Linked DNA regions of Homo sapiens: region 2 is linked to region 1. The links are chromatin loops, found by intact Hi-C in ENCODE. Cell type or tissue: Calu3. All regions are shown on one strand. Each heading gives the region's core, and the rest is flanking DNA. Links, peaks and the distances in the headings are about the cores only. Region 1 has its middle 390 kb from the start of SPOCK3. Region 2 has its middle 62 kb from the start of SPOCK3.

Region 1 (16,575 bases), core at 4,068-12,067:
CCTGACTTTTTAATGATCATCATTCTAACTGGCGTGAGATGGTATCTCATTGTGGTTTTGACTTCCATTTCTCTAATGACCAGTGATGATGAGCACTTTTTCATAAGTTTGTTGGCTGCATAAATGTCTTCTTTTGAGAAGTGCCTGTTCATATCCTTTACCCATTTTTTGATGGGGTTGTTTGTTTTTTTCTTGAAAATTTGTTTAAGCCCTTTGTAGATTCTGGATATTAGCCCTTTGTCAGATGGATAGATTGCAAACATTTTCTCCCATTCTGTAGGTTGCCTTTTCACTCTGCTGATAGTTTCTTTTGCTGTGAAGAAGCTCTTTAGTTTAATTAGATCCCATTTGTCAATTTTGGCTGTTGTTGCCATTGCTTTTCCTGTTTTAGGCATGAAGTCTTTGCCCATGCCTATGTCCTGAATGGTATTGCCTAGGTTTTCTTCTAGGGTTTTTATGGTTTTAGGTCTTACATTTAAGTCTTTAATCCATCTTGAGTTAATTTTTGTATAATGTGTAAGGAAGTGATCCAGTTTCAGCTTTCTATATATGACTAGCCAGTATTCCCAGCATCATTTATTAAATAGGGAATCCTTTCCCCATTGTTTGTTTTTGTCAGGTTTGTCATAGATCAGATGGTTGTAAATGTGTGGTATTATTTCTGAGGGCTCTGTTCTGTTCCATTGGTCCATATATCTGTTTTGGTACCCGTACCGTGCTGTTTTGGTTACTGTAGCCTTGTAGTGTAGTTTGAAGTCAGGTAGCATGATGCCTCCAACTTTGTTCTTCTTGCTTAGAATTGTCTTGGCTATGAGGGCTCTTTTTTGGTTCCATATGAAATTTAAAGTAGTTTTTTCTAATTCTGTGAAGAAAGTCATTGGTAGCTGGATGGGGATAGCATTGAATCTATAAATTACTTTAGGCAGCATGGCCATTTTCACTACATTGATTCTTCTCATCCATGAGCATGGAATGTTCTTCCATTTGTTTGTGTCTTCCTTTATTTCATTGAGCAGTGGTTTGTAGTTCTCCTTGAAGAGGTCCTTCACATCCCTTGTAAATTGGATTCCTAGGTATTTCATTCTCTTTGTAGCAATTGTGAATGGGAGTTCACTCATGATTTGGCTCTCTATTTGTCTGTTATTGGTGTATAGGGGTACTTGTGATTTTTGCACATTGATTTTGTATCCTGAGACTTTGCTGAAGTTGCTTATCAGCTTAAGGAGATTTGGGGCTGAGACAATGGGGTTTTCTAAATATACAATCACTATTTTTAATGTCACATTGCCTGATGATTTATGCTTCACTTATCTGAAAATTTTATTCTAATACGATCCCATTCTATTCTGATGACATCAAATAATATATCTTTCTGTGTACTATTTGAAAACAATTCCAGTTTATGAACAGCTTTAAATGTGCTATTTCCCTAATTAATACACGTTATGAAAAAAATAACTTCTCAAATTTCATCAAATTAGAGTTTGTTTCACATATCCCCTCTTTAATTAAAGGGGCTGTATTCACATCAGCCCTCTTTAATACTGGAGATAGAGAATGAAAGGTAAGTGAAGTTCAGTGTTTTTGTGATCACAGAAACTGCATTTTGCTAAATAGAGAGGACTGAGTATAACTTGAAACATCACACACCTAAAGCAGGATCTAGTTAATCAAGCATGACAGTTAGGAACAGAACAAAATCACAACCCTCAGCAGGGTGAGACAGACCATTAAAATGATAATATACTCAATTGTTGTCTTATTTCACTCCTGATATTCCCTGGCATTTGCTCATGTCAGTCATTTGGCATAGTTTGTCAGCTGAATATCAAAACAATCATGACAAGCAAATAAATATGAAAGTCTGAGAAAATATACCTTGACAGTATGTGCTGAGCATGAGTGGCAGGCAGCCTGCCGATACTAATGATTAAATTCTACTTTGTGACTAGAAACGCTAAGAACTGTTCCTCTTAACTCTGTAGTTAGATATATTATGATTTTTTTTTTCATATTTAACCCCCCTGCACACAGACACACAGAATGTAAGCAATTAGGAAATATTTCATATTACATTGGTTAACTCAGCAAATCTACTTTCTAAGTCAATTTTATGGACAGACATGCCTGGTTGAGTGTTCAGAATGAATTAGGCAGGGTCTAAAATATCAGCCCTCATAATATCTCCAGTGAGCAGGAACCTTCTGATCAGCAGCCTTCATTGCTCATTTATCATTTAAATAAGTTTCATCAGTATTGGGGAAAGGATAATTCCATTCTGTAAAGAGCAAACTCTACTTGGAAAGCAAGTTACTGGTTTATTCATATTTTACCAGTTGAAGCCATGTCAAAGATCAATACAATCATGAGAATAGACATTACCTTTCAAACAAATTGGCATGCATTATTTTTCGGAAAAGCATTCATCAGTTCAAACAGACTATATTTAGACATGTGGCAAGAATGGCAAGAATTCTTAGAAGGTAAAAAGCTCCCTGTTGTCCCTTTATCTATTTCTCCCTCTCTCTCTCTCTTCTTCTTTTTTATTTTTTTTGGTTTAGAGACAGGGTCTCACTACATTGCCCAGGCTAGACTCCAACTTCTGGGCTCAAGGGATCCTCTCATCTCACTTCCCAGTACTATAGGGATGGGCCACTGTGCCCTGCCGTCCCTATTGTCTTTTAAGCCCTCAATAATGAAAGACTAATTTATATAATTTACAAAAGTAAGTCCTTGAAGTGTTGATTGCCCCCACACATTTAGTGCCTAACACGTACACAATGTATAAATCAATGTAGGTCTTTCTTCATGGGCCAATAAGAGCAACCACTAAATGGAGAAAAAAATCTTTTTTTTTTTTTTTGTCAGTGCTGGAGAATTAAATCTATGAATCCAAGTGTGCCCAGTAGGATCCTGAATTTGGTGTATCATCTGAACTCCACAGGGTTTTGTGTGGAGGTGCTGAGAATCACATTCACCCACCTTGCTTTTTCTGATTGTCAACATACTGCACGTATGCCCAATTTAAGCAGAAAATCAATCAAGATATTACACAGCAGTAACATACTGCAGGTTTCAAAGAAGCTCTAAATTCTCTTAGAAATCTGGAAAAGCAAACTGGAGCAGCTATACATGAAAATTGTGTGCACTACTTACTACCAAAAAGACCTGTTAAAATTCAGGCTTATGTTACTGCATTGTCCTTTCTAAATTTTTCTGGGGAGGGTGGTATGAAGAAATTAAACTTTTCATTCTGCGAATAAATATGCAGAAATCATTTCCTAGAATTTATATAAACATTATGACCAACCAAAGAGTCAAAGGATTAGACCTACTTAATATATGAAAGGTGTTTTTCTTAATAAGATGCAGTAGAGTTCAATATTTCTCTCTATTTTTAATGATTACAAAGTCTTTATTACTCCCTTGAAAATAGATTATAGAGTGGTTAATATGTTACTTTCAGTTTATTTTTATTCTTCTTAGCTAAGGAAATAGTATTTAAAGAAATAATTATCTATGAGAAAAAGTGTTTACATTTAATATGACTAAATCTAAATAAATGTTCCAAAAATAAGTAGAATTTATTGTTTCTGAAAACCATTTTTTTCAGTTTGTAACTAATATATTTTCTACTATATTGTGCATTGGGATTTTGATATTTTACACCTCATCTTCCACTGCTGGGCACAGTGGCTCACACCTGTAATCCCAGCACTTTGTGGGGCTGAGGTGGGCGGATCACTTGAGACCAGGAGTTCGAGACCAGCCTGGCAAACAAACAAACAAATTATATTTATATATGTAATATAAACAAATATATATATATATAAACTTATATATAATTCCCATCTTCCATTTATTTTGTGTTTAAACTAGTTTATAATTGTTAAAATATATTACTTTTTAATATTCTCTTTATTGCATGAGGAATAAACTTTAACAAAGGAAACAATTTACAATTTTTGGTAGGACTGAAAAAACATTATTTAGGTTTTACTGGTAGAAAAACTGTCTCAGATTTTGTTTTGTGTTTTCTAAAAGATGTAAAGATATATCTTTTTATATATATCTTATAAAGATGTATCTTTTATATATAAGATATAAAGATATTCCACTAAGTTAAATTATATGTTTTATAATTTTTATGATGGAACATCAAAAGGAATATGAATACTTAGCTAATATCTGTCATAAAAATAAAAATAGCTCTTGTGTATTTTAGAAATCACAAAGTACTGCTTGGAAAAAAATATGTAAGTTTGTGACAAAGCACTTAGTTCTGTCAGTGATATATGAAGACACAGCTATCAGGCACTGGCATTTGGATCTGATAATATAAAGAAGGTTTAACGAACCCATATCATCTAATACATTGAATTTCCATTGGGACCATCTTCAAAAGAAAATATTTTTATAGTTTCCTAGATTATATTTGAGTCAGAGAAATAATTGACAAGAGAGACATGACTAAAATAAATATTTTAGAAGTTGTTCTAAGTTGTATTGAAAATAAAAAGAAAGGTTAAAATTCAATATCTTTAAAAGGGGATTTTGAAAAGAAAACACTCTATGAGATAGATAAATATATTTAGAGCAGAAGCCGCGACTGCTAAAGCCTCAAGCATGGAACCAGCCTGGTGTATTCACGACGCGGCAAATGGGCCAGTACAAGTAGAACAGAGTGAGTGGAATGTGAGTTGTAAAAGATGAGGTAGGACATTTAGGCCAAGATAGGAACATGTAGGGCATTGTAGAACAGGTAAGAAATTTCCATTTTATTTTCAAAGCAATGAGAAACTATTGAGATATCTGAAACAGGGACTGACATATCTAACTTACATTTTAAAGTGTTTAAATTCGCTGCTACAGAGAGAATGCATCATAGAAAGACAAGAACAAACCAGGGAGGCAAGTTGGGAAGATCATGCCATCGTCCGGGTGAAAGAGATGTATAACATAAACTTTGCATTTTAAATATTTTTAAGTACACATTGCAGTGACATCAATTAAATTCACAATGTTGTACAATCATCACCACCATCTACAGATAATTGGACAAGGGTTTTATCAGTGGTAATGGTGGAAACCTCTAGGTTCCAAAACACATTTTGGAGGTGATACCAGAGGATTTGCTGATGGATTGGATATGGGATGTGAGGGGGAAGAAAGTTTCCAAGATGAGTTCTGAATTAATGGCCTAAGCCACTGGGTAGCTAATGGTGCCATAAATGGAAATAAAGGAAACTAAGGGACAGTAATTGAACAGTGGCGGATGAATCATCAAGTCTGCTTTGAATTTGTTACGTTTTGGGATCAAGGTGGAGTTGGTGAGTGCACAGTTGAATATAAAACTGGAGCCCAGAGAAGAGGTTAGAACTGAACATAAAGGTTTGGGATTCAGTGGCAGGCACATAATCTGAGGCATAAAAATATCACTGATGAAAAGAGTTAGAGTTGGGGAACTTTGACAATAAGAGTTTGTGAAAGGAATAAACAGCCAGCAATGAGATTAAGAAGAAGCATCTAATAAAGCACCAAGAAGAGTATGGTATTGCAGATGCATAAAGAGAAAAATATTTCATAGAGCAAAATGTGTGGTTTACTGTAGCATCTGACACAGAGCAGTGAAGGAAGAAGAAAGAGAACTAACCATTGAATTTAGCAAAAGGTAGATGTTGTTGACCTTAAAGAAAATTGTTTATATAGAATGAGGAGGGGTAAGTTTGATAGGAGTGAAGTATGAAGCTAATTGGAGTTGAGAAAAAAATAGATTTGAAGTGAAAAGAATTCTATTTAGGAAATGTGTCACAGGGGAAAGAAGAATGTTGAGTGATACATAAGGTGACTATGGAAGAAATTTTTAGATGACCAAGGTAGCTAATTAGTAGCATTATGCATGGAGTTAGACAGAATTTGACAATGCAAAATAATTAAAAAAAATTAAAAATGAGAAGGTAGGGCAGAAAAAAATGGAAAAGTTATAGAAAACGTGCCTTTGTTTAGGTGAGAAGAAATGAGGTACAGAGAATTGGTGAAGTTATTGGCTGGGACAGGAGCAAAAACTTTTCTTCTATTGAAATATAAGGAAAGGCAAATCATGAGTTATGGACATATTGCTGGAATTACTGTTCAATGGGTACTGAGTTTCAGTTTTCTGAAATGCAAAGGATTCTGGAGTTGGATGGTGGTGAGGCTTTATCAATAATGTAAAAATACTAACATTACTAAAATATACACTTAAAAATGGGAAAGATGGCAAATGTGTTTATGTGCATTTTACCACAATTAAAATATTTTTTAAATATTTTAGATTTGTGTCAGTAGCAAATTTTGAAAGTTCTGGTCTCGTGGGTTTTGTATTCTCTGTGAATTAAAAATAAATAATCTGTTATGAATGATGGGAGAAAGTATTAGGGTCTAAGATTGAGAAACAGAGAAGTAACTATCTTTCCATGAATTTTTACCTGTCTGCATATCTAGTAATATAACTGTGAATATTTTCTCTACAAAGCCTGACTATACGTTCTTCTACTGCACTAAATCATATTTTAGTTATGATCTGTCATTAGTATGTGAGAAATAAATTAGGAGAAAAAAACAGCAATATAATGTTATTTCTAGCTCTATACTTGGGTTTATTAAGAACATTTGCATGCTGTTTCAACAACTTCTTCAAATCAAATTAACCAACTGTTATCAAGCTTTACGCTCTTTCCTGATGACCATCAATCCCAGGCTCTAACAATTACCCAGAGCTACAATTCTTTATTAGTAAACCTCTCCTGGTAATTCCAAAAATCAAGAGCCTGAAACTTTTATCAGGTCCTAGCTACAGGAAGATCTAGTTTTGTCATCAACTACTGTGTGCTAACTATACCCTGAATAGTCGTCTCAATGCCTACCTAGATTTACAGTTAGCAAAGTACATGGTCTGTGCATTTAAAATTGCTAAAATAAAAAAATGAGGATTTTGTCCTAAAACACTTAGGATTTAAACTTCTTAAATTGTACACAGATAGATAACTTGAAATGAGACTGTTTTGTACTTTTGTGAATCAATTCTACTTAAAATGTAGGCAGTAGCTTTTCCAATAGCAGTTACAAGGTAATTTGTGCTTTCAGGACACAGGTGTCTAAGTGGCCAGTGGTCTAAACGAGGTTTCCACATACCAGGTATTGCTCATCAGTGTGCAATTTGTATCCTCATAAAAGTGTACATCAGTAGTGTTCAGGGATACTCATTGGATTGGGTGTCACACTATTTATTTGGCTCATAATGTGTGTCAAGGGACCCTACAGTGAAAGTCATTTGTAGAATTCCATCTGCTCTTCTACAGGCAGGTAGCCAGGTCCCATTGTTGAACAAATTATATCTGATCACTCCCTGATGCTATGTATAATTGTTTTCTCTTCTTTGATGTGAATGTTAGGAAATAAACTATGAAAAATAATATATGTTCTTAAAAGAAAATTAGGTGAAAGTTTGTAGTTAACAGTTGATCATAGAAATAGTGGCTATAATAACAATTAAACTAGGCCAGATTTTTTTCATCTACATCTAGATATGTATCAGGTACATAATTTTTAAACTTGCATTTTTACATTCATGTTGTAAAAATGCAAGTTAAAAATTCAGTTAGCAGTTAGTTATTTTCAAATATAATTTATCTACTACTTTCTGATGTCTCAAAGTTTAGATAAGAATGCAGAATTCTCTTGGTGGTGTTGCTGTAAAGTACACTCAGATGGAATTTACTCTCCACTCAGTTCCAAAATAAAGACTTCAAATATTTGGTACCAAAAGTCCATGCCATATGAATCACACTGTTTTCATTAACTTCATGGATACTAGATATTTGACAGTAGGTGTTTTTTTGGAATTTGAACTGGCAACTGATGACGACTTCTGTTTACTTGTAAGCACTCTATTTCTCCTGCAGTAAATTTTCACTTGAATTTTGATGCTGGGTTTCATGTTCCGGTAGTAACATCTTTTTCTGTCCCCTCTACAGCTCACGGTGATGTGAGGCATTTTTTTGGTCATCACTATAGGTATTCTAAAGGAAACTTTTATCATCTCTTTGTCTTACTAGTGCCTTGGAAATTCATTCAAATAAACTCCCTATTCTTACCTGCCCATTGACAGGTAAGGGAATGACAGGGTCCGTAACAGCTGCAAATGAGATTTCAGGTGCGGCCCCCCTCCTCCAGTGGCTTTCAGGCCTGCTTCCTGGGACCTTTGCTGAGCGAAATCTATAGACCAGGCTCTGGCTATGGTAAGCTCATGAATGCCTGAATTTTCTTCTCTGCTTGCTGAAGTGATACAATTTCAGTCTGATTGGACTTCTTTCAGTGTCCTTAGCTCCAGTCTGCCCACCAGAGGGCAGCCTAGAGCGGCTCCCTGGTCAGCGTCTTAGCATCCTAGTCCCGGTCAGGGCCTTTGAAAGATACCGTACACATCTGGGAAGGAAACTGAGGTACTCTTCTCTCCATAGAAACATCCTTAACAAAATTCCTCTGGCAAATTCAGTGTGACTCCACAAACATAGAACAGAATTTAAGAATTAACAGGACTACAGTGCTGTGGAATGAGTCACGGAGGCAAGTGAGATAGTGAGATACACCCAGCCAAAAGAAAAACTGCATAGTGCTCTGCATAAACACCTGAGTGGTTAACAAACTGGTAAATGTGATATTGGAAAAGAAGGGAACCCTCACATTCTGGAAATGGCAAAATACCTACTTCAGATACGTAGCTTGCTTGTCAATCATTGTTAGTTAGCATGCAGTATTGCAAAAACCACCGTAAAAATGCACAAACGAGGTAATATTAGAGATTCGATATTTGCAGAAAGTATAAAGGATGAGTAGAATTATCTGGGAAGTTGGCATATATATATGTGTGTGTGCTTATATATATATCTATAATATGTATGTTTTAATATTTGAAATTAGAAAAAATGGCTGGGCACCATGGCTCATGCCTGTAATCCAAGCACTTTGGGAAGCCGAGGCAGGTGGATCACTTGAGCTCAGGAGTTTGAGACAAGCCTGGCCAACATGGTGAAATCCAGTCTCTACTAAAAATACAAAAGTTAGCCGAGGGGTGAGGGAGGTAGTGGTGCACGCCTGCAATCCCAGCTACTCCGATAGCTGAGGCATGAAAATCACTTGAACCTGGGATTCATCAGGCCACTGTACTCCAGCCTGGGTGACAAAGTGAGACTCTGTCTCCAAGAAAAATAAAATAAAAAATTAGAAAAAGTTTTGGAGAAACAATTAAAAGGCAAATCTTTTATGTTAATATTGTTTTAATTGACAAAGAATACTTATATATGTTTATGGTGTACAATGTGATGTTTAGATGTTTATCCATATATAAGTGGAGTGAGTAAATCAATCAATACATATCTATCACCTCACTAATTTTTTTGTGATGATACATTCAAAATTTACTCAAAAAAAAGGCAAATATGCTAATTCATTAACATCATGAGAAAGGACACAATTTAGCATTTTGCATAGATTACTTAAATCTCCCAAATATAAAGTTCATAAATTGCTGAGAGTGTATATTATGTTTCAGGAATTATTACACAGTTTACGTAGTATCTTAGTGATACAGTTTGTCTGTGTCCCCACCCAAATCTCATCTTGAATTCCCACGTGTTGTGGGAGGGACCTGGTGGGAGGTAACTGAATCATGGGGGCAGGTGTTTTCCATGCTGTTCTCATAATAGTGAATAAGTCTCACAAGATCTAATAGTTATATAAGCGGGGGGTTCCGTGCACAAGCTCTCTTCTCTTGTCTGCCACCCTGTGAGATGAGCCTTTCACCTTATGCCATGATTGCGAGGCCTCCCCAGCCAAGTGGAACTATAACTCCGTTAAACCTCTTTCCTGTATAAATTGCCCAGTCTAGGGTATGTCTTTATCAGTAGTGTGAAAATGAACTAATACACTTAATGTCTTAACTCAATCTTTACTATATTCTGGTGAAACTGAAGCTCAGAGATGATAAGAAATTGGTCCAATTCCAGCTAATAACTGAAGAATTTCAAATTCAGATCAAATTTTAAATGTGTTCACTTTCAAAATACATTTTCTATCCTTTCATTTTTTTTCTTTTGCCTTCTATGGGGTTCTACATTTTTTTAGAAATAGCATATAATTTAACAGAATTTTACTGCTGTTGATGCTCACTCACCTTCAAATCTATTAACTTTCCTTTTTTTCATTTTCCAAAATTTAACCTGAGATTTAGAAGAAAAAAAAGATAAATGTCATCCAAAACATCAGAGTGAGGAAAAACAGAGATTCATATGGCAGAAAGTGAAGCTAAAATAGTCAGACCTAATAGCTGTGGGATGACATAAGTCAAAACATGGCCTTTGAAAGACTAGTTGAAAAGAAGGACACATAATGGAATCTTATGAATTTGGCTACAACTCAAGACATTTGTTTGCAAGTGTCTGATATCTAATTAAACTAGCCTAAGCTAAATGGTAGATCTGTTGGTGGAAATCTGGGATAGCAAACAAAACAGAGAGTACAGCTAAGTAACTAAGTCTTAGGAAGACAGAAACCAAAATAATCACATGCCTGTGCCCCCCCCCCCATATTTGTTTATTTCATGGTTTAATTCTGAACATTTATTATGACTTTATCACCATCTTTCTCTAAGAGACTGTATTAGCTCACAACCTCTTCTTCCACCAGCCCATGTTTGAAAAATAATGTGGATGTACCTAGAGAATTGCATTGGCTCAATGTCAGCTAGATCAGACAGCGTGGCAGGGTCCCCAGCATTGTAACCCACACAGAGTCTTATGCCTGGGGAAAGGGTGGTGCATCATGCTGTGGTAGCTTCCCCGAGAACAAAGGGAATCACAGCCTGTGCTCTCCAGAGACTGAGGGTTGCCTGCTTGTGAAGGCTGACAGCAACTCTGCCTTCACCAGCAGCAGGACCCTGTGCCCCTGCATTCACCCCGAGAACAGTCTCTCCCTTCACACTGCTGTGGCTACTCCTGCTGAGGTCCAAAGTACTTGCTCCCTGGGACCTAGAAGTCATCTACCTACCTGGGCCTGCTCCCTCTGACAGCAATCCTACCTTTCCAAACAGCAGATCCACTGCACAATTGCAGGCACCCTGAGGTCAGGCTCTCATACACATTACTAGGTATTGCCTTATCCTACCTACTACAGCCTATGCTTATTTGCACCACTAGGCAGCCTAAGCGTAGGTCCACCTGGCTTGGCACAAACCCCCCACCCAGGCTCAAGAATGCCACCCAGGAGAGTAGGGAACAGCCTACCCAGCGTAGCACCACTAGCATCTCCCAGCGATCTGAAGATGTGACCACTCAGCTTGCTGCCAACACCACTGCTGGCACCCAATAGAATGTGCCACCTGAGTACCTGGAGACTGGCTCACCAAGCCATTCATAGCTACAGCTATCATTCTCCCAGAGACCTGAAGATGGGACCCCCAGGTTGCTGCCAACACCACTGCTGGCAACCAATAGCATATGCCACCTGAGCACCTGGGAACTGGCTCACCAAGCCCATCATAGCCACAGCTATCATTAGCGAGTGCTACCTGTGACCTAGAAGGTTGTTCAACCACAGCTACTACCATCGCCCATGCCCAGGGGCCCAAGAACCTGCCCACCTATCCAACTGACCATGGTCACTCTGGCCATCTGGGATCCTAAGAATTAACCTCCCTGAATCCACTAATACAGGAGCCTGCATACACTACCTGGGGTCCCAAAGAGAGGTACATTTGGCCCACCACTGTCACCACTGGGGCTTGAGAAATGGCCCACCTGGCATCCCTAAGTCCAGTAAAGCCTTACCAGAGACTCCACTAACAACCATATCCAAGCCTATGAGGAAATCATGACACCACTGACACTGTTCACAACCAAAAATAAATCATATGGGAGACTTTAACACCTTGCAGCATTAGACATATCATCTAGAAAGAATATCAACAAAGAAACATTTGATTTAAACTGGATTTAGGCCAAATGGATCCAACAGACATATACAGAACATTTCATCCAATAACTGCAGAATATACCTTCTTCTCATCTGCAGATGAAATATCCTCCAGGATAGACCATACCTTAGGCTACAAAACAAATCTCAACAAATTTTTAAAAAATCAAAATCATATCAAGTATTTTCTTGAACAGCAATGGAATAAAACTAGAAATCAATACTGAGAAGAACTTTGCAAACTGTAAAAATACATGGAAATTAAACAATATGTTCCTGAGTGAACATTGAATCAATAAAGAAATTAAAACAGAAATGAAATTTTTTTAAACAAATGAAAATCAAAACACAGCACACTGAAACTTACAGGATACAGTGAAAGCAGTGTTAAGAGGAAAGTTTATAGGAATAAACAACCCCATCAAAAAAGCAAAGAGATTTCAAATAAAAAATCTGACAATGTATCTCAAGAACAAGAAATGCAAAAACAAAACAAACCAAAACCAAAACTAGTAGAAGGAAAGAAATAATAAAATCAGAGCAGAACTAAATGATATAAAGTGCATTAGTCTGTTCTCACATTGATAATAAAGACATACCCTAAACTGGGTAATTTATAAAGTAAAAAGATTTAATGGACTCACAGTTCTACACAGCTGGGGAGACCTCATAATCATGAAGGAAAGCAAAGGAGAAGCAGAGTCACATCATATAGGGCGGCAGGCAAGTGAGCTTGTGCAGGGGAACTCCCATTTATAAAACCATCAGACCTCGTGAGACTTATTCACTACCACGAGAATAAGTGGTATGGGGGAAACTACCCCCATGATTCAATTATGTCCACCTGACCCCACCCTTGATACATGGGGATTATTACAATTCAAGGTGAGATTTGGGTGGGGACACAGCAAAATCATATCACAGAGACTACAAAAACAAAAAAAAATCAATAAAATGAAATTTGTTTTTTTTTTTTGAAAAGATAGGCAAAATTGATAGGCCACTAGCTAGACTAACTAACAAGAAAAGAGAGAAGACCCAAAGAAGCAAACTTAGAATTGACCAAGGAGACATTACAACAACAGAAACACAAAAGATTATGAGACTATTTTGAACAACTATGCACTAGCAAATTGCAAAATCTAAAGGAAATGGATGAATTACTGGACACATACAAACTACTAAGATTGAATCAGGAAGAAATACAAAACCTGAGCAGAACAATAATGAATAATGAGATTGAAATAGTAATTAAAAGTCTCCTAACAAAGAAAAGCCCAGGTTCGATGACTTCACTCCTAATTCTACCAAGTGCAAAAAAACAACTAATACCAATTCACCTCAAACTATTTCAGTAAATTAAAGAGGAGCAATTCACCATACTCATTCTATGAGGCCAGCATTACCATGATGCCAAGACCAGACAAGGTGTAACAACAAAGAAAACTACAGGTCACTATCCCTGATGAACATAGACACAAAAATTCTCAACAAAATAGTAGCAAACAAAATCCAACATCAGACCAAAAACAGCCATCATCATACTTGATATTTATACCAGGTATGCAAGGCTGATTCAACATATGTAAATTAATAAATGTGGTATATCACATAAACAGAATGAAGGACAAAACCCACATGGTCATCTTAGTAGACACAGAAAAAGCATTTGATGAAATTCAGCATCCTTTCATAATAAAAACTCTCAACAAACTAGACATAAAAGGAAACTAATAAAGGCCATATATGACAACCCACAGCTAACCTTATACAGAGTGAGGAAAAGTTGAAAGCCTTTCCTTTAAGAATTGGAGTACAACAAGGGTGCACACATCTACTGCTCCTAGTCAACAAAGTACTGGAAATTCTAGCCAGAGCAATCAGGCAAGAAAAAGAAATAAAAGGAATCCAAACTGGAAAAGAGGAAGTCAAATTACCCCCTCTCTAGAGACAACATGATCTTCTACCTAGGAAAACCTAAAGACTTCACCAAAATAGCTCAATCTGATGAATAAATATAGTAAAGTTGCAGGATACAAGACCTATATATAAAAATCAGTATCATTTCTACACACCATTAATGAACTACCTGAGAAAGAAATCAAGAAGATAATCAGCCAGCTAAGAATAAATCAAGAAGACATTTACAATAGCTACAAAAAATGAGAAATAAATTGAATCAAGGTGATAAAAGACCTCTACAAAAGCAAAACTACATAATGCTGATGAAAAAATTTGAAGAACACACAAACAAATGGAAAGGCATCTCATGCTTACGGATTGGAAAAATCAATATTGTTAAAAGAAAAATACTATCCAAAGCAATCTAAAAATTTGATGCAATGCCTTTCTAAACACCAACATCTTTTTCCCAGAAATTGAAAAAAACAATTTTAGTATTTCTCTAGAACCAAAAATTATTCATCCAACAAGGGACTAAATCTAGACTATACAAGGAACTTGAACAACTCAACAATGAAAAAAAAAACAAATAATTCCACAAAAAGTGAGCGAAGGATATAAATAGACATTTCTCAAAAGAATATATATAAATTGTCAAGAAGTATATACAAAATGCTCAAAAGTATTAATCATCAAGAAAATGCAGACCAAAACCACAATTATGTATCATCTTACTCCACTTAGAATGTCTGTTTTCTAATGGCTGATACTAAAAAGACAAAAAATAAAGGATGCTGGAGAGGATACAGAGAAAAAGGAACTTGTATACACTATTGATAGAAATGTAAACTGGCACAGCCACTATGGAAAACAGGATGGAGATTTTTTTAAAGAACCAAAAATAGAACAATATGATCCAGCAATCTCACTACTGGTTATTTATCCAAAGGAAAGGAAATCAGTATATCAAAGGGTTACTTGCAATTTTATGTTTATTACAGCACTATTCACAATAGCAAATATATAAAATGAACCTAAGTGCCCTGCAATAGATAAATGAATAAGGAAAATGTGGTATATATACACAATGGAATGCTATTTAGCCATAATAAAACAAGCAAATTCTGTCATTTGCAGCAGCATGTATAGAACTGGAGGTTATTGTGTTGAGTGAAATCAACCAGAAACAGAAAGAAAAATATTTAATATTCTTATTATATGTAAGAGTGAAGAAAGTTCATCTCATGAATATAGAGGGTGGAGTAAAAGATACCAGAGACAGCCGGGTGCGGTGGCTTACGCCTGTAATCCAGCACTGTGGGAGGCTGAGGCGGGTGGATCACAAGGTCTGGAGATCGAGACCATCCTAGCTAACACAGTGAAACCCGGTCTCTACTAAAAATCCAAAAAAAAAATAAAAAAATACCAGAGACTAGGAAGAATGTGGGTTGGGAGGGAATTAAGAGATTAAGAGAGGTGGGAGGGAATTAAGAGATGTTGGATAATGGGTAGAAACATAAAGTTAGATAGAAAAGGTACATTTTAATGTTAAATAGCAGAGTAGGGAGACTATAGTAAACAAGAAAGTATTGCATATTTCAAAGACTTGAAATGTGTTTAACACACATAAATGATAAATACTCAAGGTGATGGATACCCTAAATGCCCTGACTTGAACCATTACACATTCTATGCCTATAACAAAAAAATCACATGTATCACATACATATGTATAAATATTATATATCAATAAAAAAATAGTGTGGCTGGACTTCAAGTGGCCTGACTTGGTTTTATGGCCACCATAGAGATTAGTAATTGCAACTTTGGAAAGAATTTCTAGTATTATTTCCCGGGAAGACCAAATCTGAAACAAACATTTTAGGGGGCTTGCAAACCCAGAAAAATAATAGTGAAGGAAAAGGCAGCATGGGAAGAAAGAAAGAAAGGCAAATGACCAAACTGGCAAAAGCATCATCATAAAATACAGCTGATTTCTCATCAAGCAGCATTTCTCAAACAAGACTTTATGAAAACATAGGACCTCAGAATAATTACTAGAAGTGGAAGAGAATTTATTCACCAGCTCCTTTCCATCTCCTATCTCTCATGAGTCAACGTTTACCCCATTGGATATTAACTATCCCCACTCTTCCAGGTTTTATTCCCTGGCCTCTGAAGGCAGCTCCTGGAAAGGCTGGATCAGTGCAAGAGTAGCAGCAGCATTCACCACACATGCCATAAACTGCACAGTGAGTCAGCGAGGAAAAATTGGCCAGTGGCAGTATTTATTTGCTGGCTGGAAGCTGAAAATGTCATTAATCTGATAAGGTGGGCTATATCATGGGTTCTGAGAAGGTCCTGCGGTGTATTGAACCTTAGTAGTGAGTAAGCATGGAATGGATGGCATAAATGAGGTGTGCACAGTGAGAGGCATGAGACTATCTGACTGGACTCTGAGCAATATGGGGGCAGGTTGCTGCATCAGACTGAGTTGAAGAAAATATAAGAGTGCTAAAATGATATAATGTATGCCATGATGGTGCTGACAGAGCACTATGAGCTTCTCTGCAGTAAACAGAAAAGTCATCGTTCTATGGCCTATAAGATTGTGATCAGTTCAGACCTTCCTGGAATGCCAATCAGTTACCTTGAGCAGAAATCTAT
Region 2 (16,575 bases), core at 4,737-12,736, 330 kb after region 1:
TTGCTGATCATTTAGCACCAGTGACTGCTAAGTAACTTCCACTGAAGTGTTCTCCAAAATGCCCACAACTTTGCATTCACACCAGCAAAACATGTTCTAGTTATACTGCATTCCCACCAGCATTTGGTATTGTCAGATTTTAATTTTAAGCATTCTAAATGGCATATAAAGTAAACTCAGTGGGTTTCATTTTGTATTTCCCTAATGACTAATGATGTTGAGCTTTTTTTGTTGGACTAATTTCTCATGTGCACGTGTTCTTTGATAAACTACCCGTTCAATCTTTTGTCTATTTATTTCTAGTTAGTTACTATTATAATTTACTTTTGATCATTTTTGAGGTATTCAATAAATATGTCTTTTACCAGATAAATGATTTGCGAATATTTTCTTCTATGTTGCGTTTGGCCTCCCTAATCTCTAAACAATGTCTTTCAATATCCAATTTGTCATTTTTTCTTATGATTTTTTTTTGATATTTTATCAAGGTAATACTTAAACTAAGGTAACAATAGTTTTTTAAATATATTTTATTTTATAAATTTTATAGTTTGGGGGTTTAAATTTCAGTCTATAGTGAATTTTGATTTTGATTTTGTATCTGCTGTGTAGTGTTGATTAAGTTTCATGTTTTTGCACATGGATAGCCAGTTGATCCAGCAGCATTTGCAGAAAAAAAAAATAACTACGCTTAATGCATTGAATTGGCTTTGCACCATTGTTTGCAAACAACTAATGACATACATATCTATTCCAGGATCCTCTTTTTATTTCCAATGATCTATATATCTATTCTTTTGCCTATACCACAAGTCACCAGATTTTTTTTTTTTTCAGTAAAGGGCCAAATAGTACATGTTTTAGACTTTCCAAGTCTCATATTTTTCTTTGTATTTTTACTTTCCTAATCTTTAAAAATACTTGTAAAAGGCCAGGCATGGGTGGCTCATGCCTGTAATCCCAGCACTTTGGGAGGCCGAGGCGGGCTGAGCACGAAGTCAGGAGATCGAGACCATCCTGGATAACAGGGTGAAACCCCGTCTCTACCAAAAATACAAAAAAAATTATCCAGGCGTGGTGGCGGGCGCCTGTAGTCCAGCTACTCTACTCGGGAGGCTGAGGCAGGAGAATGGCTTGAACGCGGGAGGCGGAGCTTGCAGTGAGCCAAGATCGCGCCACTGCACTCCAGCCTGGTGGACAGAGGGAGAGTCCATCTCAAAAAAAAAACACCAAAATTTGTGAAAAATAGGCTCACAGTTCATACAAATAGAGACTATGAGCAGAACTTGACCTGTGGGACATATGTTGCATTCTCTTAGCCTATACCACACTGTCTTGATTAGCATAGCTTTTCAAAAATTACTGAAATTAAATAGTGTGAGTTTTTCAATTTTGTTGTCTTATGTCGACTTTTTTGGCTATAATAGTTTTTTTTTGCTTTTCTATATACATTTTAGAATTAGCTGTTAGTTTCTATAAAATTTCCTTAGGAGATTTTGAGATTTTGATTGAATTGCATTAATCTTTAGTTTGGTGAAAATTAAAATCTTAATAATATTGATTTCTTCAATTTGTGACTACAAATTATCTCCGATTTATTAGATTCTCTTGTTTTTCTTCATCAATGGATTGTACAATTTTCAATATACAGATGTTGAATATAGTTATTAGATTTATACCTATTTTATGGATTTGATACTATTATGAATTATAAGGTTTTTTAAAATTCAAATGTCCAGTTGTTCATTGTCAATAAAGAAAAACCACAACGATCTTTTCCTGAATTTTAACATTATATCTTATGAAATTTCTAAACTCACTTAGTTCTAGAAGTTTTATAGTAGTTCTTTTGGACTTTGTATGTAGACAGTGTCATCAGTAAATAAACTAGTTTTATTTCTTCCTTTCATTTTTTTTTCTCTTTTGTGTGGTCTTGCACTGGCTAGGACTTCAAATACAGTATTCTGTAAAAGTGGTGGGAGTGAGGGCTGTTAATATGCTTCTGATCTCAGGAGAGAACTTACTCTGAATTTAATCATTAAGTATAATGTTGATTGTAGTAGTGGTAGTTTCTGCTGCTGTTGCTGATCTTTTACCAGATTGAGGAATTTTTCTCCTTTTTGTATATAGCTGACATTTTATCATGACTATTTGTTGAAGTTTATCAAATATTTTTTCTTCAAGTATTTTTCTTCTTCAGTCTGTTGAATTATATTGATGGATCTTCAACTGCTGAACCAGGTTGGAATAAATACCACCCAGAAAATGGCTGTCTAGAGATGTCAGATGCCAGTTCTCAGAAAGAAGAACCAAAGTTGGTTCTTGCACATAGTTATTCATAACTCGAACAGAGCATGAAGGGGAAAGTGCTGGAGCCTAGCAGAGCCTCATGGGATGAACCTGGGGCATAGTAAAAGCACAAGCAAGAGGATCTGGTTAGGATCCCCGAGGAACTTGTCATCTGGCAGAAAGGGCAGGTGAGAGTGCTTCGTCTCTCCTCGCCCCTGCAGCTGACCTCAGGTATCCAAACTGTTGGAAAGCTCCTCTTCCCTCATGAACCCAAACAGTGGTGTGGGTAGCAATTTTGGAACTTCTTAAGAACATTACACCAGACCACCAACTCCCACAGAATCTCTGGCCCTTCCTCCCGACCCAAGAGGCAGTGGCAGGTGCCAAACTGGGGGCACAGCCATTGCGGGGACTGCGTCCTGCACAGAGAATCTGAGCCCTTGTGTCTCTACATCACCAGAGCCCCTGCAGACATTCCCTAGCCTCTGCCACACAGGGCTGGGGGATCCGGAGAACTGAGGGGTATCCAGTGGTCTAGGTCTCCTCTTGGGACTACTGCTCCTAAGAGAAGGGAGAATGCAGAGCACCAAGGAAACACCACTTGGGACAAAGAACACAGGGTCTCCAGGGAGGGGAGTAAGACAGCTTCATGTCTCCAAGTCTTTCCCAAGTTCCTTATCATCACAGAGACACTATCTCTAGCTTTCAAGTGTATCAAGCAAAGATCCTTGCAGTAACCTTGTCTCCCAAGGCTTAGACTCTTCAAAAATACCAAGAAATCCATGGCAAATTGTCTCTCAACAATTTCGATCGTTTTTGTTTTTATTTTCTTTAGATGGAAGACAAAATCGTAAGCATTCTATGTCCTAATTTAAGCAACTAATTGTGTACTGTTCTCTTGTCTTGCTTTACGTATCTGTTTCCATTTTTTTAATGTCCTTTCCATTAAAATATTTTCTTATTTCCCTTATGATTTTCTCTTGGATGCAACTATGAGTAACGTATTGTTTAAATTTCTAATTATTTTAGAATTTTCCATATTTTCTGTTATTAATTTTTGACACTTGATTGCATTATAATTAAGAAATATACATTATATAATTTCAGTTCTTTAAATTTGTAAAGTTTTTTTCTGGCCTCACATATCCTCTATGTTGGTGATTACTTTCATATGCATTTAAAAGAAAGTACATTCTCTTGAGTATTCCATAAATGCATATGAGTGTTCCATAAATGTCAATTAGGTCAAGTTGGTTGATAGTGTTGTTCAAGTCTTCTTATAGTTATTAGTTTTCTGTTTATTTTTTCAATCAGTTCTTGAGAAAGATTGTTGAAGTCTCCAACTGTATCGTGATGTATCCATTGTCCTATCATCCTTAACTGATTTTGCTTCACATTTTGAAGTTTTAAACATTATGTAATATCTCTACCCTTAACAATTTTTTATTAGGTAATATCTCTGCTCTTGGAAATTGTTAAATCTGCTTTGACTGATATTAGTATTCCATTCCAGTAAAATTTATCTGCATAATTGGATTACTATTTACAGCTTTTTTCTTATTTTTAAGCAGCTGTCCTGATTTTACAATATACTTCTTCAGTTATAACCGACTACCTTCAATACTATTATGCTGTTATATGTGTAGTGTTAGTAACTTACAAAAATGGAGCCCCAATACCTCTCTTCCATTTCTGTGCTGTTATTTTTATGAAATTCATTGCTGCTGTTTTCCTTTAGACAGCCAGTTCTCTTTTAAACTATTTACATGAAGAAAAATGACTTTATCTGTGTTTATTCAAATCCATGTTCTCTTTTGTGTATGCACAGATCTATGTCTCTGCCTAGTGACAAATTTGTTCTATCTGTGGAATTTTCGTTACTATTTCTTCTGGTGAAAACCTACTAGCAAAGAATTCTCCCAGTCTGTCTAAAAGATATCTTCACTTTTTCTTTATTGTCAAAAAAATATTTTCACTGACTATATGATTTAGAGATGACTTAAATTTTAATTTTATCAGGTTGATGAGGGCAGTCTATTTTCTTGTATACATACTTTCTGACAAGAAGTATCCTGTAACTCTTGTTCCTTATATGTTGCGTTTTTCCCTCCTCTGGCTGCTTTCAAGAGTTTCTCTTTATCTCTTTATCTTTGCTTTCAGCATTTTGACTATAATATGTCCAGTTTTTTGTTGTGTTTCGTTTCTCTAGTTTATCCTGCTTTGTTTTCTCTGCACTTGTCAGAACGTCCGTATAATGATTGTCATTAGTTTTGAAAATTAGTCATTTGTTTGTTTGTTTCGAGATGGAGTCTCACTCCATCTCCCAGCCTGGAGTGCAGTGGCACAATTTCTGCTTACTGCAACCTCCGCCCACGGAGTTCAAGCAATTCTCCTGTCTCAGCCTCCCGAGTACCTGGGATTACAGGAGTGCACCACCACACCCAGCTAATTTTTTGTATTTTTAACAGAGATGGGATTTCACCATGTTGACCTGGCTGGTCTTGAACTCCTAAGCTCAAGTGATCCACTCCCTCTTGGCCTCCCAAAGTGCTGGGATTATAGGTGTAAACCACCGCACCCGACCTGGTTAGTCCTTTTCTTGTCAAAATATTTCTTTGGTCACTGTCACTCTGTTGTCTCTTTCTTAAATCCCAATAATATGTATGTTAGGCCATTTAATATTTTCCCACAGCTCTTGCATACTTTGTTCCTTTTCTTCCTTCTGTCCTTCCTTCCTTCCTTTTTTCTGTATGTCTTTCAGTTTGGGTGGTCTGCATAGATGTGTCTTCAAAGTTCACTGATTCTTTCCTCAGCTATGCAATAATGAACATATAGAAGGTATTCCTTATCTCTGTTACTATTTTTTTCTTTTTTAGAATTTCTGTTTGCTTCTTATAGTTCTTATCTATCAGCCAAAACGTCCTATTATTCATGCTTGTTGCCCACCTTTATCATTAAAACACTTGAGAGATTAATTATATGGACTGGTTTGCAGATAAGTTTTTTTTTAAAATATCTTCTCTACTTTCAATTTTTGGTCTTCCCTTTGTTGCTGTGCCTCAAAGCTTCTCTTTCTGTCCAGGCTCTAACTTCTTCTCCAGCAGTAGACTACCATTATTTGTTAGCCTAGCGGTGGGAGGAGATGGTGGGGAAAAAAGTATTCTCTGCTTTCTGGGTCCCCAATCCTAGCTATGTGGTGTTTCCCTGGTTTCAGGAGATGGGCCTTCCCAATGATCCTGATATTCCTTCTTCTTTGCTTTCTTTCCAATGTTCTGCACCAAGAATAGTTTCCTTCCCCTTCCCCAGAAGTAGAAGATTTTTGTTTGTTTTACTGTTTTTGATTTTCTTCTCCCAGCAGCAGATCTTCACTTGTGCCCTGAGAGCGAAGTTTTGATCTTCTAATTCCAAAACATTTAAGGTTTTGTTCTATAAGGTAGGAGGATCCGGCTGAAGTTTCTTGCTTTTCCAGAATGGCTGTTGCTCCTGTGGTCCATGTACTATCAGGGACACTTTTTTTATTTGTTTTATCTCTTACCCTGGCTGCAGTCTTTATTTTGAGCACCCAAAGATTTCTATGGGGAAGAGCGTACCAGTGAATATAATAAGTTCTCTTTGTGTCTGCATTTTCCAGGGATTCTGTGTTCTCAGACTCACCTACACTTGGCTTTTAACAATTTGATAAGAATTTTTAGATGACAATGCTATTCTTCTTAATAGCATTTATGGTACCCAACACCTACCCTATGCTATGTTCCTTGGAGGCACTTATCTTTCTTTAGCATATAGACTTGTGAGTTATTCTTCATCCAGGTCTTTCACTGATTCAAAATAGTATTGCTTTTATAAATTATATAGCTTTTTCTTGTGATAAGTGCAGGAGCAATGTGTTTTCCAGTATTTTATTTTCTAAGTCAGATACCTGATACATTTGAAAAGCTTGAATTATATTTGAATTGAATTTTATGTGATTTTCATATAGAAAGCAAGAAATCTTAAAAAGCATCATTTTATATACAATCTTTATTACAAAAATCTAAAGCAATATTTTATATATACACATATTTAAAATTATTATTACTTAATGAGATGGGGTCTCACTATGTTGCCCAGGCTGGTCTTGAATTCCTGGGATCAAACAATTCTCCCACATCAGCCTCCTGAGTAGCTAGGATTATAGGTGTGCAACATTACACCTAACATTTTATATACTATTTATTATATCTATATAATATATTACACATTTTATAATACTTTATATCTATAAATGATTCTAAGAACCAGAGTATATTATTTTACCTGTGTCCCAAAGATTATTTTCATATATGATATCACAAATATTGGTTGCATCCAGATTCTGTTGAGTCTCCAAATGGAATATTACAATTTCTGCAGTGTAGTAAATCACTGCAACAGGTGAGTGGCTGCCAGAATGAATGTTTAAAGGCAACTTTATATCAAATTACTGAGTATATATGCTTTTACTTGTTTCAGGTTTAAAATATAGAGAAGTTAAAACACATAAATAAAGACCCGTATAAGTCAGGATGGCATAAGTGGACTTCAAGTGGTTAAGGTCTTGCATTGTCTAAAACAGCACTGTCCAATACAAAATTATACAAAGATGAAAATGAAATAATCAGATAACGAAATAATCAAAGTGATAGCAAATTTCCATTGAAATATATGTGTGTGTAAATATGTTTGTGTGTTTTAACAAAGATAGATGTTCATTCTTTGAAAAGACTAACCAACATAGTGACCAAGAAAAAAAGGAAGCATAAATAATAATAATAATAATGTATACAGCTAACAAAAAAGTGACATTTATATACATCTTACAGATTAAAAAGATATAAGTAGCTTTATGCTAATGAATTTGATGATTTAGATGAAATAGTCAAAACCTGAGAAAAATTTAAGCTTTGGAGATAAGATAAAATAGAGAATCTGAATAGCCTATACCTATTAAGGAAATTGTATCTGTAATTAAAAACAAAAATTAAATACCTTAACACAAAGAAAAATTCCATGCCATAATGGATTCAGCAATGAATTCTACCTAATAACTAAGGAGGAAATATAACTTTTCCAGGAACTAGCAAAAGAGAGACTTCCTCAGCCTTTTCTCTTGCAAATCATTAAACCTCATTTTAAAAATAGGAGGCCATTAAGAGAAGAGAAAACTGGTTATTCTCATGAACATAAAAGCAAAAATCTGAAATAATATTTGCAAACCAAATCCATTGAGATGAAAATGAATAATATTTTATAATTAAGTTGTATTTAACTCAGGAATGCAGAGTTAACCTTTAAAAAAATCAATTAATGTATTTCCACTAAATAAAACAGAAAAATCATATCATCTCTGTAGCTGCAGTAATAAATAAAAATTAATTAATGATAGGCCGGGCACAGTGGCTCATGCCTGTAATCACAGCATTTTGGGAGGCCGAGGCGGGCGGATCACCTGTGATCTGAGTTTGAGACCAGCCTGACCAACATGGGGAAACCCCATGTATACTAAAAATTGAAAAAATTAGCCAGGCATGGTGTTGCATGCCTGTAAACCCAGCTACTCGGGAGGCTGAGGCAGGAGAATCACTTGAACCCAGGAGGCACAGGTTGCAGTGAGCCGAGATCGTGCCATTGCACTCTAGCCTGGGCAACAAGAGTGAAACTCCATCTCAAAAAATAATTAGAATAATAATTAATGATAAATACCCATATAAAGTAGATATAAGTGAAACAAACTTCCTTAATCTGTTAAAGAGTATCTATAGGCTGGGCATGGTGGCTCAACCCTGTAATCCCAGCACTTTGGGAGGCCAAGGTGGGTGGATCACTTGAGGTCAGGAGTTTGAGACCAGCCTGGTCAACATGGTGAAATCCCATCTCTACTAAAAATACAAAAATTAGCTGGGCATGATGGGATCTCTTTGAGATAATCCCAGCTACTAGGGAGGCTGAGGCAGGAGAATCACTTGAACAGGGAGGTGGAGGCTGCTGTGAGCCCAGATTATGCCATTGCACTCCAGCCTGGGTGACAGAGCAAGACTCCATCTGAAAAAAACAAAACAAAAAAGAAAAAACAACTATCTACAAAATATTTACAGCAAATGATGATAAATAGTGAAATATTGAAAGAAACATCAGAGATTCGGTGGAAGATGTCAATATCCTTTTTTCTTTTAAATGTTGTACTGGTTCTAGCCAGTGAATTAAACAAGCAAATGAAATAAAAGTTACAAAGACTGAAAAGAATTTCTACTAGGGAAAAAAAGCACAAAATCAGGTATGGCCAAGAACTCAAGCAGGCGTATCATAAGATATGCAAATAGTCAATACATATGTAAAAAGGTGGTCTATTTGATCTGACATCAGTGAAATGGAAATTAAAAGTAATGCAAATTAAAAATAAGATACAACACATACTTTCACCAGTGTCTAAATGAATGATGTAACAAATGTAGCTGAGGAAATGGAAAAACTGATCTTTTATATATACAGGTGATAAAAAGTTTAAATTTCTACAGAACTACTGGAATTACCTAATAATGTTGAATATGCATATATCTTACTAACCAGAAAAACTACTTGTATGTTTGTACTCAATATAAATGTGTCTGTGTCTATGTATGTGTGTGTATGTATTGTTGACCTGTTAAGCTTGATTCAATTGAGAAAACAAGGTAAATTTACACATACACATATACACATAAACAGACACAGACACATTTATATTGAGTACACACATACACACACACAAACATAGACATATAATTTGTAATAGCCAATACCTAATAAAAATCTAAATGCCTATCAATAATCCAATGGTGAACAAATAAATTTTTATTTATTTATGCAATTTAATACTAGAGCAATGAAATGAATAATATTACCTTAAACACACCAACATGGATAACTGTCACAATGATAGAGGCAGGAGGCAGCTAAATGCCTAGGCAGATAGGGAAGGGTCTCAGAGAACCCCTGACCCACCCAGATCATTGTTTATAGGGGGCTGACCTAAACATGCCCACGGTGAAAAATTTCATCCCTTAACCCATGCACAATAAGGGAAATAAATCAATGTGGAGTGGCTCAAACGAAGGGCCCGCATGCACACTGGAAGCATGGGGTGGGCCCACCAAGAATTCATGGCTTATGCTAGGAAGGAGGAGCCTGGCCTCTTCAGCTCCTGTGTGGGAGCCCTGGTATTCAATTGTGAGGTGCAAACCTGTTTGCAGGACCCCTCTTTGCTGAGAGCCTTCCATTTGCTTATTAAATTCTGTCCTTCTCACCCTTCAATGTGTCCGCGTGGCTAATTTTTCCAGCTTGTGAGACAAGAACCGGATTTAGCTGAACTAAGGAGCAAAAATCCTGCATCAACAACATATGGCTGGATGAATAAAGACAGACATAAAAGTATAAATATATGTATATTTGCATTTATATAAAGTTTTAGAAGCAAAACTAAACTCTAGTGTTACTCTAGTGTTAGAAACCAGAAATTTTTTGAGGGAGAGTAAGGGAAGAGTTGATGGGTAAAGATAGGAAGGATTCTTCTTATACATTAAAAAATTTAAATTCTTGTGTTAGGTAGTGGTTACACAGATATTCTCTTTGAGATAATTCAATGGGTTTCACATGTATTTATATTTGCCTACTTTCCTTCTATATGTGTTTTATTTCAGTATTTTTAAAGCAAAAAGACAAAACAAAAATGTGAAAACTCTATTATTTTTAGATGGCATAATTTTTTTATAAATTCACATCTCTTTGTATTAGTCAAACTTCTTCAAAGAAACGAAACCAGTTGGATGTGCATATATAGAGAAAGAGATGATTTTAAGAAATCAGCCCACGTAATTATGGTAAATGGGACATCCAAAATTTACAGGTTGGGCCTGCAGGGTGGAGACACAGGGAAGGGCCAATGTTGCAGTTGGAATCCTAAAGACATCCGCTGGCCGAATTCCCTCTTGCTCGGTGTGGGGAATGGGGTGGGAGAAGTTAGTGCTTTGTCCTCTTCCGGCCTTCAACTGACAGGATGAGGCTCATCCACACTGCAGTGGGCAATCTGCTTTATTCACAGTCTGCTTTATTCAAAGTCTACTGATTTCAATGTTAATCTCATCCAAAAACATGCCCACTGAAACACCAAGAATAATGTTTGGCCACATATCTGGGCCACATATCTAGGCACCGTGGCCCAGCCAAGTTAACACAAAATTAATCATTACACTTCTTTTCTGAATCATATTTATATAAAACTTTTCAAATATTAAACAATATAAAATTATTCAACAATATACATATTGATTAAATGCAAGCCAGAAAGTGAAATGCAAAGGACTAAAAGCTATTATTCATTTTTTAAAGCTCAATCCTCTGTCACATTTTCCCCTTATTCCTTATAATAAATTTATACAAACCAATTAAACTTTAGTATTTAGGCATGGCTAACAGACAGCTGTTAAGTAAGTAGACTATAATTTGGGGAAGCGTATATAAAATCAATAGTATTTAAGATCATGTTATCAATTTTAAGTTTCACTTATACATAGAAAAATGTATTCTTAGCCAGTGTATAATAATTGATTAATGGTTTGATAACTATATGTTCTAGAATGTTAAAGCTAGATTGTCCAAATTTCTGTCTACAAAGAATTCATTTTTTATTTAATGATGACTGATCTCTCTAAGAATACATAATATAGAGACTTTTAAAATATATATATAATTCTGTTAGCAAAATGGGTAGACTTAGTAGTAATTTTCCTCCAAGTTGATTAGAATTCTAGGGATTTGCATTTTGGTTCAGTTTAATACATTTGTCAGATGGAATCTTAAATTATATAGTAAGCTCTGAAGGCTAAATTCCTTTATAATGGCATTGTTTCAAGATTTCTCATGCTGATTAATGCAAATCTCTAAATGGATTCTTATTTGGTTAACTGTAAAGCTTGATTCAATTGAGAAAACACTCAAGGTAAATTGTTTGCATCATTTAGGTAGTCACTTTCCCCTCAAAGTTGTACACAGCTCTGTTAGTGTTGTTTTTAAATTATCGTGGTTGTATTTATGATGTCTAAATTGCATGCTTTGAGATTGAATGAATGACATTAGTATTTCATAGATATGTTACTGGTCATTTTGATAGCATGCCCTGTGAAATAACAAAAATGTGGCTTATTCATTAGAGATTTGCAAGTAAATTCTACAATTTCATTTTTAATGATTGAGTATAGGGACTAGGTGGGTTTGTCTTATTTTGTTTTATGCTAGAAAACTAAAAATAGGAATAATTAATGGCTAATTTAAAAATATATTAAAATTTTCTCTAACACTTAGAAGGTACTCAAAGTCACCCCTTGGTCTATGATTTCCAATGTTGTCTTGCATTCTGTTCCAAACTCTCAGAAACTTTGATCATTAAAAATACACAACAAAAACAAAGTATTCTATTTCCTTACATGTAATCAGATACCTAGTTTTTAAATCTATTTTTATCTCCCTGCCTTCTCTCCCTCCATGTTTCTCTACTTAAGGTAAAGCTGGTTTGTAGACTTTTCTCTGCCAGGGAGAGAAACAAGAAAACAAGTTTAAATATGCCCCATATTGAGCACTGGAATTTGTAAAATAATTTTGTGTAAAGATAAAGGAATATTTTACTGATGAGAATCTTCAGGGGAATCTGCGTAGCATTTTTCAAAATGTAGTCTACAAACACCTGTGGGATAATCACCTGGGTATATTATTTAAATGTAGATTTCTGGACCCCATCCCGAATATCTGAAGGTCAGGGTGGGAGACTGGGATGGAGTACTGAGAGAGTGATAAACCTTGGATTCTACATATTCATTAATAATTTTCCTTTACACAGTTTTTTAAGAAAAATATCTGTTGTAGGATATTTTACACATTGGTAGAAATGTTTTTAAGTAAAAAAGGAATGGTAATATTTGTAAGCCAAGTTCTTCCTATCACAAACTTCCACTGTCAGCCTGATTTCAAATGAAGAATTATGCAAAGGAGCATACAAAATCTAGCAAGGTAAGGCCTTATAGGTTATTAAAATCTAAAATTCTAAGTCTACCTATTTGGACCAGAAAATTCTTTGTTATTGGGAACTATTCTGTGCATTCTAGGATGGTTAGCAACATTTATGGCCTCTACTCAGTAGATGCCAGGAACACGTCCACCTTATTGTGACAATCAAAAATGTCTTCAGAGAATGCCAAATGTCCCAGGGAGTAAAACTGCTCCACCTCTGTTGAGAAACTCAGGTCTAGGGAAATGTTCACAGGAAACGGATTTCTTTTTCTTGTACTTTCATCTACAAGTTCTATTTTTTGATGACTGTGAAATTTGAATAATCTGAAAAATATCTAACATTCATATAGTTGTTTATATTTTCAACTTTTATTACAAGTAGCCTAAAAAAGTTGGTCTACTTTTGACAAATTGGCTTTAACTGGAAAAGCTAATATTCTTTTTTGCCTCCCCGATCTATCAATCACCCTTTTATTCTACCAAACCATTATTTTGTCCTTCAATATTATTTTTTGGCTAACTAAATTGAGAGATTTTTTTTTCATGGTTAGAAATGGAGAGTCAAAAGTTATTTCAAACTAAGCTATTCTATTACATATAAATATTTTTTGTCCTTCCAGAGAAGTATGATACTCTGCAACCTTAATTAGCTACATTGCTAATAAATTATTGACTGAGTGTAAACAGTGGTAAAATTAGCCTAGTAATTTTATATTAAATCCCCAGTCTTCCATTAACTTAATTTCATAATTTCTCATTGGTACCACATTCAGTTAATGGTATATCGAATGTTCTCCAGTGTTTCAGATATGCATGAGCCAAAGCTCCCAAAGTCATGACACTCCCAGTCTCAATATGAGCTTTGCTGTTTCTTGGATCTACACAACTGCCTGCTGGTATCCCTGGGAGTTCCATTGAGGACTCAGAGGAACATATGGCCCTATGTATTGTGTCCTAGGTTCATAATGAAGAATAAGCACAAAACATGTCAGAATTATGCTGCACTGTCAGGAAAATTCCAATCAATGTAAGCTCAGCAGCTTTATTCTCTAGAAACAGTGTTCTGTCTCTAGAGAGCCACCTACGTGGGCATAAAAATGGAAAACAGCAGCAGTATATGCATTCTGTGAGCTGGCGTCCTAGAATGTTTAGTGGTTTTCTTAAAACTGCTTTCTGATAAATCTCCATGAAATAAATTTTTTCTACTTCCAGTAAAATAAATTTAAACTTAAAATAGTTTCATGTGCAAAAATAAAGTGTTGGTTGTATTTTAAGGATGAGAGGAGCCTTTTTTTCTTAATTAAAAATTTTTCCCCAGGATTAGTAGACCTCACTGTTGTATAAGTATTCAGAAATCACAAGGGGGCACTCTTTTACTAAATACACCAGGAAAAATGGTAAGATTTCAGTGTGTGACTTTTTTTAAGTGTTTTTTTTTTTCATAACAGTAGTTCTATTGATATATACAAAATACTATTTTTAATGATAAATTTAGAATATTCCTCACATGTTACTGTGTCCATAAAAAAAAATCTCAATTCACTAACAATTGCAGCACAAAGGTTAAATAATTGAACTCCCTTTAAAATTGTACTACAAAAATAATTTTCTCTTGAGAATGAGAAAATATTTCCATTGAGAATAAAAGTTTTAGAATGTATGGAAATGACATTTTTTTCTGCTTATACTTAGAAATATATTAATGAGTTTTCCATTTGCAATGTTTGTTTGGTCAGCTAGTAAACATTTAACATTCCATGAATTTTACATGATTTAAACATTTTAGCAGGAATGCATAATATATTTTACTTTAAAATGAAATTGTATTGTTCTCTTTATATGGTGCAAATGTTATCTGGAGTGTTTCAGAGATGGTAATGATATTTGAGGATGAACCAGATAGAGTTTTTACCGTTATGACAACATTAGGACTAGAAATATGAGGTAGTAGGAGTAGTAATAAACTAAGTGTTTCACATGAGTATAAAGCCAACATTATGCTAAGTCATAAGATAATCTATTCCTCTTATTAATAATCATAAATAAAAATGAAAAATAGATAATAACTCTTACAATTTTAATTTTAACACGTTTTATGTGAAGAGGCTAAGAGTATTCCAAGATGAACAATAAATGACAAATTTATTGATGTGGTATTACCATTTTAATTTAGGATGATTTCATTAGATTTCAATTGTTTCAAATGAATGATTTAAATGAAAGTTAAGCCAATCAATGAAAGAATTATGAATAATAAATATAATCATGTTTCCAAGGAAGCTACCTATAATATCTAGAGAAGAGCTTAGAGTAGTTAAAAAGTTCTAGGAGAAGTAAAAAGAATCCTTAGTAGTTAGAAAAGGTAGGTGGGGCAAGATGGCTGACAAGAAGGAGCGGCGATCAGAGGCTTCCATCAAAAAGAACCATAATAGCATGTGAATCTTGCCCCAACAACCAAGCTATCCAGGTTTTCTCATCAGAACTGACTAGGCGGCTGGTATGATCCATGGAAAGGAAGGAAGAGCAATGTGGTGCCATGGCCCACCTGAGAGTCACAGAGGGCAGAAGAGCTCCCACCCCCCAGTCAAGGGAGGCACCTTCTTGAGTGACATCTACAGGCGTGGGAGCAAATCAGATGAATAGGGCCTGAAGAGAAAACCCAGCAAACCACAGCAGCTCTACAGAAAAGGGACCTAACCATTGAAAGATAAACAAACATACAGAAAGCAACAACAGCATCAACAACAACAAAAAGAAAAAGTCCCCACAAAAGCCCCATCCAAGGGTCAGCAGCCTCAAAGATCAAAACTAGACAAAGTCATGAAGATGAGAAAGAATCAACAAAAAACATGCTGAAAACCCAAAAGGCCAGAATGCCTCTTCTCCTCCAAATGATAGCAATGACCCTCCAGCAAGGGCACAGAACTGGACAGAGGATGAGATGGACGAATTGACAGAAGTAGGCTTCAGAAGATAGGTAATAAAAAACTCTGCTGAGCTAAAGGAGCATGTTCTAACCCAATGCAAAGAAGCTAAGAACTTTGATAAAAGGTTAGAGCTGCTAACTGGAATAACCAGTTTAGAGAGGAACATAAATGACCTGATGCAGCTGAAAAACACAGCACGAGAACTCTGTGAAGCTTACACAAGTATCTGTAGCTGAATCAACCAAGCGAAAGAAAGGCCATAAGTGTATGCAGACTACCTTGCTGAAATAAGATCCGAAGACAATATTAAAGAAAACATAATGAAAAGGAATGAACAAAGCCTTCAAGAAATATGGATCTATGTAAAAAGACCGAACCTAAGATTGATTGGAGTACCTGAAGGAGACGAGGAGAACAGAAACAAGCTGGAAAGCACACTTCAGAATGCTATCCAGGAGAACTTCCCCAACCTAGCAAGACAGGGGAACATGCAAATTGAAGAAATACAGAGAACATCACTAAGATGCTCCACAAGAAGATCAACCCCAAGACACATATTCATCAAATTCTCCAAGGTTGAAGTGAAGGAAAAAATGCTAAGGGCAGCCAGAGAGAAAAGCCAGGTCACCTACAAAGGGAAGCCCATCAGAGTAACAGCAGACTTCTCAGCAGAAACCCTACAAGCCAGAAGAGATTAGGGGGCCAATATTCAATATTCTTAAAGAAAAGAATTTTCAACTCAGAATTTCATATCCAGCCAAACTAAGCTTCATAAGCAAAGGAGAAATAAAATCCTTTCCAGAGAAGCAAATGCTGAGGGATTTCATCACCACCAGGCCTGCCTTGCAAGAGCTCCTAAAGGAAGCACTAAATATGGAAAGGAAAAACCGGTACCAGCCACTGCAAAAACACACCAAAATATAAAGACCAATGACACTATGAAGAAACTGCGTCAACTATGCACAAAATAACGAGATGGCATCATGATGACAGGATCAGATTCACACATAACAGTATTAATCTTAAATGTAAATGGGCTAAATGTCCCAATGAAAAGACACAGACTGGCAAATTGGATAAAAAGTCAAAAAATCCATCGGTGTGCTCTATTCAGGAGACCCATCTCACATGCAAAGACACACATTGACTCAAAATAAAGGGATGGAGGAAAATTTACCAAGCAAATGGAAAGCAAAAAAAAAAAAAAAAAAAAAAAAAAAAAAAAAAAAAAAAAAGCAGGGGTTGCAAAGCTAGTCTTTGAAAAAAACAGACTTTGAACCACAAAAGACAAAGAAAGGCATTA

Evidence for each region. A loop is a pair of places that touch in the nucleus more often than their neighbours do. Peaks named below come from ENCODE experiments on the same cell type or tissue, not always from the same donor. Only the 100,000 strongest peaks of a DNase experiment are listed, where the experiment ranks them.
Region 2: a loop joins it to region 1, with 3 times the contacts of the local background. A loop is called at or near these places in 2 of 110 quality-filtered maps.

Annotation. Positions count from the first base shown.
Region 1 is chr4:167,614,715-167,631,289 of GRCh38, reverse strand. No RefSeq gene overlaps it. Among named protein-coding and RNA genes, the nearest start is that of SPOCK3, 390 kb to the right of the region's middle. RefSeq lists an enhancer at 5,238-5,407. In Calu3, for the core only: a CTCF peak has its summit at 8,366 (motif pointing right); a DNase peak (open chromatin) is centred at 8,389.
Region 2 is chr4:167,288,015-167,304,589 of GRCh38, reverse strand. No RefSeq gene overlaps it. Among named protein-coding and RNA genes, the nearest start is that of SPOCK3, 62 kb to the right of the region's middle. In Calu3, for the core only: no CTCF peak of the experiment used is centred there; no DNase peak of the experiment used is centred there.